2 separate regions of the Mus musculus genome follow, and region 2 is linked to region 1. The links are chromatin loops, found by intact Hi-C in ENCODE. Cell type or tissue: left cerebral cortex. All regions are shown on one strand. Links, peaks and the distances in the headings refer to the core of each region. The heading gives the core; the rest is flanking DNA. Region 1 overlaps Ptprg (protein tyrosine phosphatase, receptor type, G). Region 2 overlaps Ptprg (protein tyrosine phosphatase, receptor type, G).

Region 1 (5,383 bases), core at 226-5,225:
GCAGTGAGAGGAGTGGTCAGGCACCAGTGAGAATGCAGTCAGTGAGAGTGCAGTCAGTGCTGGGGCAGTGAGAGGAGTGGTCAGGCACAGTGAGAGTGCAGTCAGTGCTGGGGCAGTGAGAGGAGTGGTCAGGCACCAGTGAGAATGTCTGAGCTGAAGCAGAGTGGTCCCTCTGTGCAATGTGTGTCCTTTATCCCTGGTGGTCAACATTCATCTGTCAACCCTCTAGGCTGACTTAAATCCAATGACCATAACAGGGGTGTTGTTCACTTTTCGTCACTGTGACAGTACTTGACACGAGAAACTTAAAGGAGGAGTGGTTTATTTATGTTCCTGTTTCCAGAGGTTTCTGTCCCATAATCTGCTACCTCCTTCCGGGACTGTGGTAAATCAGAAACATCCTGGGGCAAAAGCTGCTTACCTCATGGTACCCAGGAAACAGAAAGCACCTAAGAGGAGGGGCCAGGGATCGACTCCAAAGGACACAGCATAGATACCCTCTCTCTCCAAAGAGGCTGTACTTCCTAACAGCCCATTCGTCTGTGTTTTCTTCAGTCGGTGACTCCAGTGAGGCAGTAAGTGCACCTTTGGCTCTGTCTCAGGCTGGAGACCAAACCTCCCACACCTGAGTTTTGGAGCAAGCTTTTCCATATGATTAAAGATCATATCCTTATATCTAAGTATCACTAGATTGTTGACTACTACCTGTCTAACAGCTGTGTGCCTTTGTCTCTTCCACGAGGCAGGTGAAATGCTTTTTATTTTGTCCCTAGTAACATAATATTCCACTTGCAAGTGACCATGATAGTTTTTTTTTTCTGCCAAGAGCATAAGGTAGATGGTGCTGGATGCTACAAGACCTCTGTCCCTTCCATACAGACTAATATAAAGCTGGGCTGCAGGTCATGTCTTCATTCTACAACACCTGGTGGGGGTGGAGTCAGGAGTGAGAAGTAGTCCTGGCTGCTTCTGGGGCAGCTGCCTTGTTGTGACTTGGGAATCGGCTGGGCTTTTCTTCCCACAGAGGAATGTTTGCAGTGAAAGTGGGACCTTGAAAACTAGGGCCCAAGTTCACAGGAGGATCCCACTAGAGTTTCAGGGCTTCCCAGTGCTTGCCTGGGGAAACATCGTTCTTCCAGCCAGGCCTCCTCTCTCAGCATGCTGCTTATGTTTGGAAAGAGATCTGGACCAGATACCCGCCTGGCCTGAAAGGTTCCCTCTGGAGATGAGCAGGGTTTCATGTTACCATGCTCCATTAGCAGCGGGTTTTGATGGCAGCCCCTTAGGTTGCCAGGCATGGCCACTTACCCCCTGCTCTCCAGAGCTCACAGCCTTCCTTCATGGCCATGGGGCACACCAGCAGGCCGTGTTGAGCAACTTGGTTGTCTGAAGTAAGAATGGTTAAATGGGTAATTGATGGAAGCAGAAAGCCAAGGGAAGTCTTTGCCTGCTGGGTAACTGTGAGTAGCTGCAGCTGATAGCCTTTTCAGGGGGCATGTTTCCCTTCTTTGTTTAAAATAACTGCTCATTAATTTGTCTTTTGGGGTTTTTTTATATGAATTATACCCTAAGCTTTCTAAATCTTAATATTACTACCATTCTTTCATGACTCATCATGATATTAAAAATGGAGGAATTGGGAGTTCAATGGAGTGAAATGAAGGCCCCATAAACACACACTCACAGAGTTTGATAACTGGCAGAAACTAGTCTTAGAGCAGGTCCTGATGACTTTTTAAAGGAATTCCAAGGTCAGATAAGGGACTAACCAAGTACTTCTAGAACAACTCAGACCTTCCTGGTCGCTTTGCCAGGTTCCTGCTGAGCCGGGATGTGAACTCTGGAAGTCTGTGTGCATTGGCTACTCTCTCCCAGGGAGGCTACACACTCAGAGCCTTTCCTGGGCATCTGGAGTGGTAGGTGCAACACAAATGATGACCCATTTTAAGGTTAGCCACATCCCAGGAGTTCCCCTTATCGGGTGAACATTATGCAGGTCAAGGGAGGGGCATGTTTTTGACTGAGTGTTGAGCCATGCTTTTACAACATTAAACATTTCATTCTTATCTTCCTCACCCACTCGCTTATTTACTGAGACAGGTAAATAAGCTGGCTTCAAACTTGCTCAGTTGCTGAATTCTTAACCCTCTTTTTGAAAAATAATTTACTATTTTTTCAAAATTATATATATGTATATGTGTTTTTGCTTGTGTGTATGTCTATACAGTATGTGTGTGCAGTGCCCTTAGATTCCAGAAGAGGGTGTCAGATCTCTTGGGACTAGAGTTACAGATGATTGTGGGCCACCATGTGGGTGCTGGCAACCAGACTGTGAAAGGGCAGCTGGTGTTCCTCACCACTTAGCCATCTCTCCAGCTCCTCTGATCCTCCTGCCTCTACCTGCTGAGTGATAGGATTACAGGCATGTGCTGCTGCACAGCTGATCTTATGCAGTTCTGGGGCTCAAACCCTGGGCCTCCTGCCTGCTAGACAAGCACACTCCCTGAGGAAGCCTCGCCACATTCTAGCCTTCATTCACATGCAGCAGGTCACCCCCTGAGGAAGCCTCCCCATGCTCTGTGCCTTCATTCACATGCAGCAGATCTATTTAGAGCTGTTTCTTTAGGAAAACCACAGAGATCATAGTGCATAAGGCCACTTCACTGCCCCTTCCTACACACAGTTCCTTTTAAACTTTCAAGATAAGTCTCAAATCATTGCATCCTGGAAGCACCCTGGCCTCCTGACTCCCCTGGTCATCTGCCCTTTTATTCTCTCCATTTTCTGTTCACTTCATTCTATGTGTTTGCTTTCAAAGGTTTTATTTGGGCAAAGTGAACACCTTCGGCTTATGGAATTGCCTTGAGGCCAATTTGTTGCAGAAAATTGTTTGGAAAAGACTGTGCGTATGAGACCAAATGCATGTGTGGACACACACACACACACACACACACACACACACACACACGGTTTGGGGGAGAAGATAAAGAAAGCTTTCCAGTGCTGAGGTCAAATATGGTTTCTCCTTGTGCTCAAGGGTTCTAATATTTTGAAATCCTTTGAGCATCAGCCTTTGTACCTGAAATAGCCTCATATTTAATTCAACACACATTTATAACAGGTCTGATTTGAAGCCTTCTACAGAATTCTTTGAAAGATACTAGCAGAGTCATGGGATCTTTCGGCTCTTAGGTTGGTCACCCCCACAAACATCTTTGGTCAGACAAGCTTACTCTTCACATTTGCTTTGCATAAGTGGTGAGATTCCCCTGAGGTCCCTGTGTCCTTCTTACTGCCCACCTCTTATTAGTGGAGAATATGTTATCCTTCCCTCCTTGCAAGGATGCTGCCCAGCACCCAGGTCTCTCTAGAATGGTGACTTTCAACCTGTGGGTTGAAACTCCTTTAGAAGTTCACCACCCTTTTAAGGGATTGTGTATCAGGTATTTACATTATGATTCACAACAGTAGCAAAATTACAGTTGTGAAGTAGCAGGAAGCATAAATTCATGGCTGGGCTCGCCACGTCATGAAGAACTGTATTAAAGGGTCGCAGCATTAAGAAGTTTGAGAACCACTGCTCCAGAGGACTCCCTGTTTTCTCTGAAGTCTTTCTGTCAAATGCAGGAGTGAGCTTCTTTTGACCAAAGGGTATCTTTGTACATGCTGCTGGGGTGTGGCACTCTATAAGCAGCATAGAATGAGAGTCTGTCTTGTGCTCCATCTATGGACAGGTCTTTGTGAGAAAGACCTCCCTCCCTCCCTCCCTCCCTCCCTCTGTCCCTCCCGCTTTTCTGCCAACCCTTTCCCCCAAGTTTCCATCACTGTTCAGTCAAACTGTCATATGGCTTAATTGTCTTCTCTCCAATGCCCTCTCCTTGAGTCAATATTCAGCGTGAGTTTTGGGTAGATACACATATTAGGAACATCTTAGTATAAAATATCCAGCATTACAGCATTAGTTCTATGGTCTCATCACAAATATGTTTATAGGTGCTGTTGTATAGTATTACTGCTTTCTTCCTTTGGTTGAAACTGTATATGTGTAATTAACACGCTTGTGCGCATGTGTGCACACACACACACACACACACACACACACACACATACACACATTGATACACATAATGCTGATGCTGTATTGTTCATTAGAATAATGAAAAATAATTCTTACCTGTTGGTTTTGTACACCACAGGGTTATGTAAAGCCCACGAAAGTGTTGTGGTTGAACCTTGAAGTGATACTGAAATGCTGGTAAAAATAGGTACAATAATAGCAATAATATTAATACCTGGGTTGTGTTAGGTATGTGTTTATGGTATAAATTAGGTCTCACAAAAACCTCAATTAGCAAATGCCACTGGGGCTTTTCTCTTTAAATTGCTGTTTGGAACCAGCAGTGGGATAGAGCTGCACACAAGGTTGAGAGGTGGCCGTGGAGCTGAGGCTGGGCTGTTCTGCTGCGTGCCTGCCTGCAAGTCTTTGACCCCGGAGTGGACAATGGAGCATCTTGCGGATCCTTCCTCTGCTTTACCTTACCAGGCTCCCCTGCTATCTGCTCAGGTCCCCTGGCTCTGCTGGATCCTGTTGATGCTGTTTAGCGGATGTGGTGTAGCTTCTCAGCAGAGGAAGGTTCTGTTGGCATTGAGAATTTGTGTCTCTGCTGTCAGGCTTTAGAGTTCACCTTGTGCTCCGCTTCCATTGATATGGGGTAGCGTCTTCCAGTAGCCACCAAGGCCTTTTAGAATCTCATCTTCTGAGAAATGCTGCCTGTTTGTCTTCACTTGTGAGGGAGACTGCTCGCTCCCTCTGCCCTTCCATTTTGTTTCTCAGACAGGCTCTTTAGCTTTAAGGGCTAGGGGCATTAAGGATGCCAGGATCTGTGTTTCAGAGCTGAGTGTTCTCACCCAGCCTTATTGAAGCCTAGCCCGGAAAGCTTTGAGAAGCAAAGCCCCTGACAGCCGAGATCCCTTGGCAGTACTCAGTGCGGCAGTGTTGGCCTTCTAGGATAATGGGGATTTTCTCATATCCTCCTTGGACTGTTGAAACCTCCACAAGGGAATCATTTTTCAAAACATCTTGTTCTGGGAAGGATTGGACCAAGTAAGTATATTTACTGTGGAAAGAAGCGTGCACTTATACCAAAGCAGTCTTCTAGTGCAGCTAGGTGCACTCGGTACGAATGCGCTGAGTTAGTTCTAGGACTTGGCTCCGTGTTTCACTAGTCTTGTGATTGGCGGCAAAAGGATGAGCCTAGGATCCCGTCTGATGGTATAGAAAGATCCCCGGTCTGATGGTATAGAAAGATGTCATAGGCCATGCTGTTGTTGCTGGATCCCAAGGCCAGGGCCACTCAGAGACAGCCAGTTCTGAGGATTCCCT
Region 2 (5,383 bases), core at 272-5,271, 300 kb after region 1:
AGACAATAAATAGAAATGATGTGGGAATAACTTTGGTTAGATTTACTTAAAATTGCCCTTTTGACTAGCAGGAATAGATCAGTCATTCTCTCTATTTTTATTCTATACTTCCAAACGAATTAATAATGTCTAAATGAAACTCTTGTTAAATCAAACTCGTGTCTTACTTGTGTATTTTATGTTGTGTGTTTTTGAAGCAGGGTCTCTTGTAGTCAAAGCCGGCCTCAGGTTTGCAAAGCAGGCAGAGATGACCTTGAACTCCCATCTTCCTGTCTCTGCCTCCTACGGGCTGAGATTATAAGCCATCGTGCTTTCAGTTTATGCAGTGCTGGAGATGGAGCTCAAGGCTTTGTGCATATTGCGTTGAAGCACACTACAGCTGAGCCACATCCCCAGTCCTATCCTACCTGTTGGGCGTTTCCCTGAACTGAAACCCCAGCATCTTTGAAGTCCTTGGAGCATGTAGCCTTCCAGCTTGCTCCCATCCTAAGCAAGGGGTGCAACGCAGCTTTGAACGGCCCCCAGAAACCACTAGCTTCTTAAACCATTGAAGAGGTGGTCGTAGTAACTGGTAAGGATGTGTACATCACTTGCTGACATCTTACATCTCTGCTTTCTTATGTGAAATCTACATGTGTTCCTCTCCCAGGAGCCACCTTCTTCCTCTCAGCCTTATTATAATTGTGACTTGCTTCTTACAAAGCACATCGAGAAATATGTCTGCTCAAAGCCCTAGTCCTGGAGGTGGTAAAGGGGGCAACAAAATATTTATTTGTGCTGGTGTGAGGACATGGCTGTTTCCCAACTGAGTGTCCTGGGAGAGTTCATGTGTGGAAAGCAGCATGGGAGTTTGGTCTAAGAATGTCCCTAGGACCAGTATTAGCACATGAGCTTGGCAGGTCCAGAAGCATGAGATTAGAGACCACGAACTCCTGTACTTGTTAACGCTTAATAAGCCTGTTTTCTGAGTTCCTAAACCAATCAAGGACCTGAAAGAAGGTGGCTGTGATTGTGGAACAAGGCCCTGACATCAGTCTTTAGCACACCATTGTGAGGGTAGGAACAGGAAGAAGCAAGGATGTCTGTCTGTGGTTCATTAAAGATGCTGATCGGGCCAGGGGTCCCCACGAAAGGCTTGAGTCTCTAGCTACTGCTAGTAGCAGGACAATTTAGATGCCCACAAACCTATGAGATGCCTCAGGCTGGGTTGTCATTGCAAAATCCTCACATGGGCTGACTTTTTAAACTTAGCTAAAAATAACTGAACTTGAAGGCTTTTCCACAGAGAACTTTGGGAAAGGAGACTGCTCCTAGGCCCACTCTTGGTGAGAAGTCTGTACAAAGGTCCTGCAAGGGATGGGCAATTTGGATCAAGAGGAGCACACAGTCGCTAACTCAGAACTGCTGAGAACAGGGCAGTAAGTTTTCCCTGGAGACTGTGCTGAGCGTGTGAGTGACAGACTGTATGGCAGCTGTCACTGAAGAAAGTTGGAGGGTGGTGGTCCATTTACATGTCAAAGTAAACAAGGCCCTCCACTGACTGTGGCCAACACCTTAAATGTAGGATGTGGACAGTCAGTTCCTCATTCTCCAAAGCCTACTGCAAATATCATGTCCGTTGTTAACTCTTACAATGTGTAAATCGTTAAAGGATTTCTGGTATTTTTAGAGTAGCCATAGTGAGAGAGGAAACAAGAGAGGGAGGGGAGGGGTGTAGTGAGATCTGCAATCCTGTCTAGATTTTCAGCATTACAGAAGAGTGAAGTCCTTCTGTTTCCCATCTGAGTGTCTGGTAACTCAGCCTGTACAGAACACTTGTCATAGGCAGGGGTCTGAGTCCATAGGGCTTCTGTTGAAATTTACAAGTTCTGGTATCAGAGATCAAAGCAGGGGACCCGGGACACAGGGACAATGGTGGATATGGAGACTGCTGACTAAGAAAGGTACTTTTGGGAATGTAAGTGGACTAGTAAGAGGGAACAGCAATGAGACCCCAAAGTGCTACTCACCAATGTCATGACCCCCTTTGTGTCATTACATATCTCCCATCTGTCTTCCCCATTCAGAAATGTGGCTTTCTTTGCACAGATTCTGTTGTGTCCCATGTGAGTCCAGTAGGGAGAGGTCTCCAGTCTTCCTGCCTGCTGACTTCCTTCCTGTGTTAGTCACTCTGTCCTTTGTCCACGCCCCTCCCTCCTGCTGCATTCTCATTGAATACAGAAGGGCCTAAAAATGAAGTATGTGTACCCTATAGGCCATCGCCTATAAGAAGGGAGAACTTAAGTCCCAGATCTTCGCACTTGTACACCATCCTTATGAGGAAGAGAAGAGAGAGAATACTACTCCCTCTCAGGTGGTACAAGTGGCTCTTCCCTAATTTCTGAGTTTCTGGGAGGAGCTTTGTCACCACTGAGGAAAGCCCCCCCACACACACACACTTGCATTTCACAGACCCCTTTAATTTGAAGTCTAAACAGCATATTTTGACATAATAGCCCTGAAATCACTGTAAATACTGTTTATACACATCCGGAGAAATACCTATGTAATACAGGCACAGTGTGATACATCTCCACAAACTAAGGACAGCTGAGTAATGAGCATTTAGATGGAGGAACAAACATCCCCATTATCCCAGGATGCTTCCCACCCCCCTTTAGATCTGCATTCCCATGGTCACCCCTGCCAGAAAGTGGCTTTGTCCTGGTGTGCTTGTGGAGTCAGCTGACTAGCGATCTTTAGTGTCTTTACTCCACACTGGTATTGGGAGTGTTTCATGGAATGGTTTGTTCATTCTTAGGACTATATTTCATGTATGACTATTCCAGAAAACATGTACTGTATACAAGATTGCGTGATCCATTTCTAAATTTCAATGAGTAAAAGCTCCTTAGGCGTGCTTCTTAATGGCAGTCTGTAAGTAGACACTGTCCACTGGAGAAATGCGTAGTTTCACTTAGACGTTATCAGTTCCCGAGAGTGATGGTATTCTTTTTTCCTCTTCTGCCCACTATTTATGAGTGATGCTGGAGATGGAATCCAGAGCCCCACACATGCTAAGCAGGTTCTCTGCTGCTGAGCTTCACCCCAGCACTCCATTTTTCCCCCCAACATTTAAAAAAAGATCTGGGCTTGGTCTGCCCGTCAACCCCACCACTGCAAATGGTTATAAATTTGGTTATCTTCGGAAGATTCATAGTTGCAGGACTATGACTCACTGCAGTCCAGCAGTAGAAGATTTCCTTCACCATGGACTCATACACACTTCTCTTCCCATCCACAACCCAGGCAACCGTAATGTTTTCCTCTCTCCTATGGTGTTTGGATGAGGATTTATCTCTGCGCTTACAGGCATCTCTTGATGATTCCTTTTTATTGCTGAGTTGACTCTCTATTTTTTTTTTTGGCTTGTTAAGTGTGTGTGCATGTATGTGCTCATGTCTGCTTGCCTGTATATGTCCAGTGTGTATGCAGGTGACCCCAGAGCCCAGAGGAGAGCATCAGGTCCTCTAGAACTGGAGTTGAAGGTGGTTATGAGCCACCATGTTGGTGCTAGGAATTGAGTCTGGATCCCTTCGGAGATCAGCAGATGCTCTTAACCACTGAACTATCTCTCCAGGCACTTTGTTTTTAATAAAATTAAAAATTAATCTCAATTAAACATTAATTGAGATTTAATTAATATACCATACGGTTTATTACCTTTAAGTGTCCACATCATTGGCTTTGGCATGATCAGAAAGTTGTACAACCATCTCTGCTGTCTGCTTCTAGAGCGCTTCCATTGTTCTAAAAACAAACTGCACCACCTTCACCTAGTCCCCTTTCTGTAATTTCCCACCCACTTGTTTTTTCTCCCTGCTAACCACAAATTTTCTTTCTGTCTGTCTAGATAGACTTATTCTGGGCATTTCATATTCTGGACATTTCATATCAGAGAGCATCTCTGGGTTCTTCCACTTTTCATAATATGTCTGGGAGCATGAGTCAGAAATAAATGCTGCTATATGGTCAAATAATATAGTACCATGTGGGTGTACTACAGTTTGTATATTCACCCATTGCTTCCTGGACATTTAGAGCTTTCTGTTGTGGGGTTATAAGGAATGCAGCTGCTCTCACATCTGGGCGTAAGTCTCAGATACAGAGCCAATCATTCATACCAGATCTGTAGGTGTGGAGGTGAGAGGACCAGCTTTGCGTTTTCCACATTAGCAGCACCCATTTGCCTTGTCATTAACCGTGTATAGAGTGGGTACAGTGTCTTCTCATCCTTGAAAACACTTGTTATTATGCACCTTTTATATTTTGGCCACACTAATTTAGTGAATGTATTTTCCCTTTGGACTTTGTTTTCAGTTCCTTAATGACGAAGGAGGCTTTCTTTTATTTGTATATGTACATGCCATGGCTTTCTAGGTGGCAAATGCTCCTCTGTTTCTACCTGAGCTGACTGGTATATGCAAGAGCATCATAGGTAGAAGCCACCGGAGGTTGCTCATAGTCATCACGCAGCCCAAGGAACTGACATGGTTGGTCTTAGGGATACTTAGGAATGACGTGATGCAAGGGAGAGGCAGTCCCTTTCACCATTCATCTGCATACTCTGGATCCTACCAGAGTAGAGGAAGGTGCCTGGAAGATTCAGGAAGGACAGACAGAGCCTGTCTGATTAGCACTCTCTTGCAGCTCGCCATCAGAAGCTCTGAGTTCTCATGAAGGAGGCAATGCTTCATGCATCTGCTGTAGCACTGTTACAGAAGAAAGAAAAGTAAGTTAATTATATGAGTCAGGAGTCGTCATTAACCGTTTTTGGCTGAGTGTCTGATAGTGAATACTCTTGACTCTGTAGGCCAAAAGATCCTAATTACAACTCTTCACATCCACCAGGCAGCCATGAGAGGAGCCATAGTCAATATGTAAATGAGCGGACATAGAAAATATCTCCCAGTGACTCTTTATTTAACACAAAAAGTCTAGGACAGGTTTGTCCTGGGAACTTAGTTTTGGTCCCTGCTTTAGGGAATATATCACAGTAAGATAGAGAAAGTATATGTTTTTTTTAAAGGTAAATAATGAATATCTCAAGACTAGGGATATAGTTAAGTGGTAGAGCATGTGTAGAAAATGCACAAGACACAGGTATTTCCATCCCCGGTTGCCTCTCCACCAATGGTAGCAGTAGTAACTATGGATTGTTTGGTTTTTACATTCTACTTAGAGATTAGGAACCTGGTTGTCAGCGACTTACACTATTTCAACTGGCCATCTTTCACATCAGAGGTGTAACGAGAGCCTCAGTTTGGTGCATGTAGTCCCTCATTATCCCTGCTTCCATAGCTGTGATCTTTAATGAGGACAGTGCTGGTTGGGTGCCAGGGAA

Evidence for each region. Peaks named below come from ENCODE experiments on the same cell type or tissue, not always from the same donor. Only the 100,000 strongest peaks of a DNase experiment are listed, where the experiment ranks them.
Region 2: it touches region 1 in a loop (2.5-fold over the local background); 3 of 42 quality-filtered maps call a loop at or near these places.

Annotation. Positions count from the first base shown.
Region 1 is chr14:11,826,974-11,832,356 of GRCm38, forward strand. The region is part of intron 2 of Ptprg (protein tyrosine phosphatase, receptor type, G); the gene reads left to right. Among named protein-coding and RNA genes, the nearest start is that of Gm52128, 260 kb to the left of the region's middle. In left cerebral cortex, for the core only: CTCF peaks have their summits at 2,281 (motif pointing right) and 4,969; a DNase peak (open chromatin) is centred at 4,911.
Region 2 is chr14:12,122,755-12,128,137 of GRCm38, forward strand. All of the region lies in intron 8 of Ptprg (protein tyrosine phosphatase, receptor type, G), which reads left to right. Among named protein-coding and RNA genes, the nearest start is that of 3830406C13Rik, 160 kb to the right of the region's middle. In left cerebral cortex, for the core only: no CTCF peak of the experiment used is centred there; no DNase peak of the experiment used is centred there.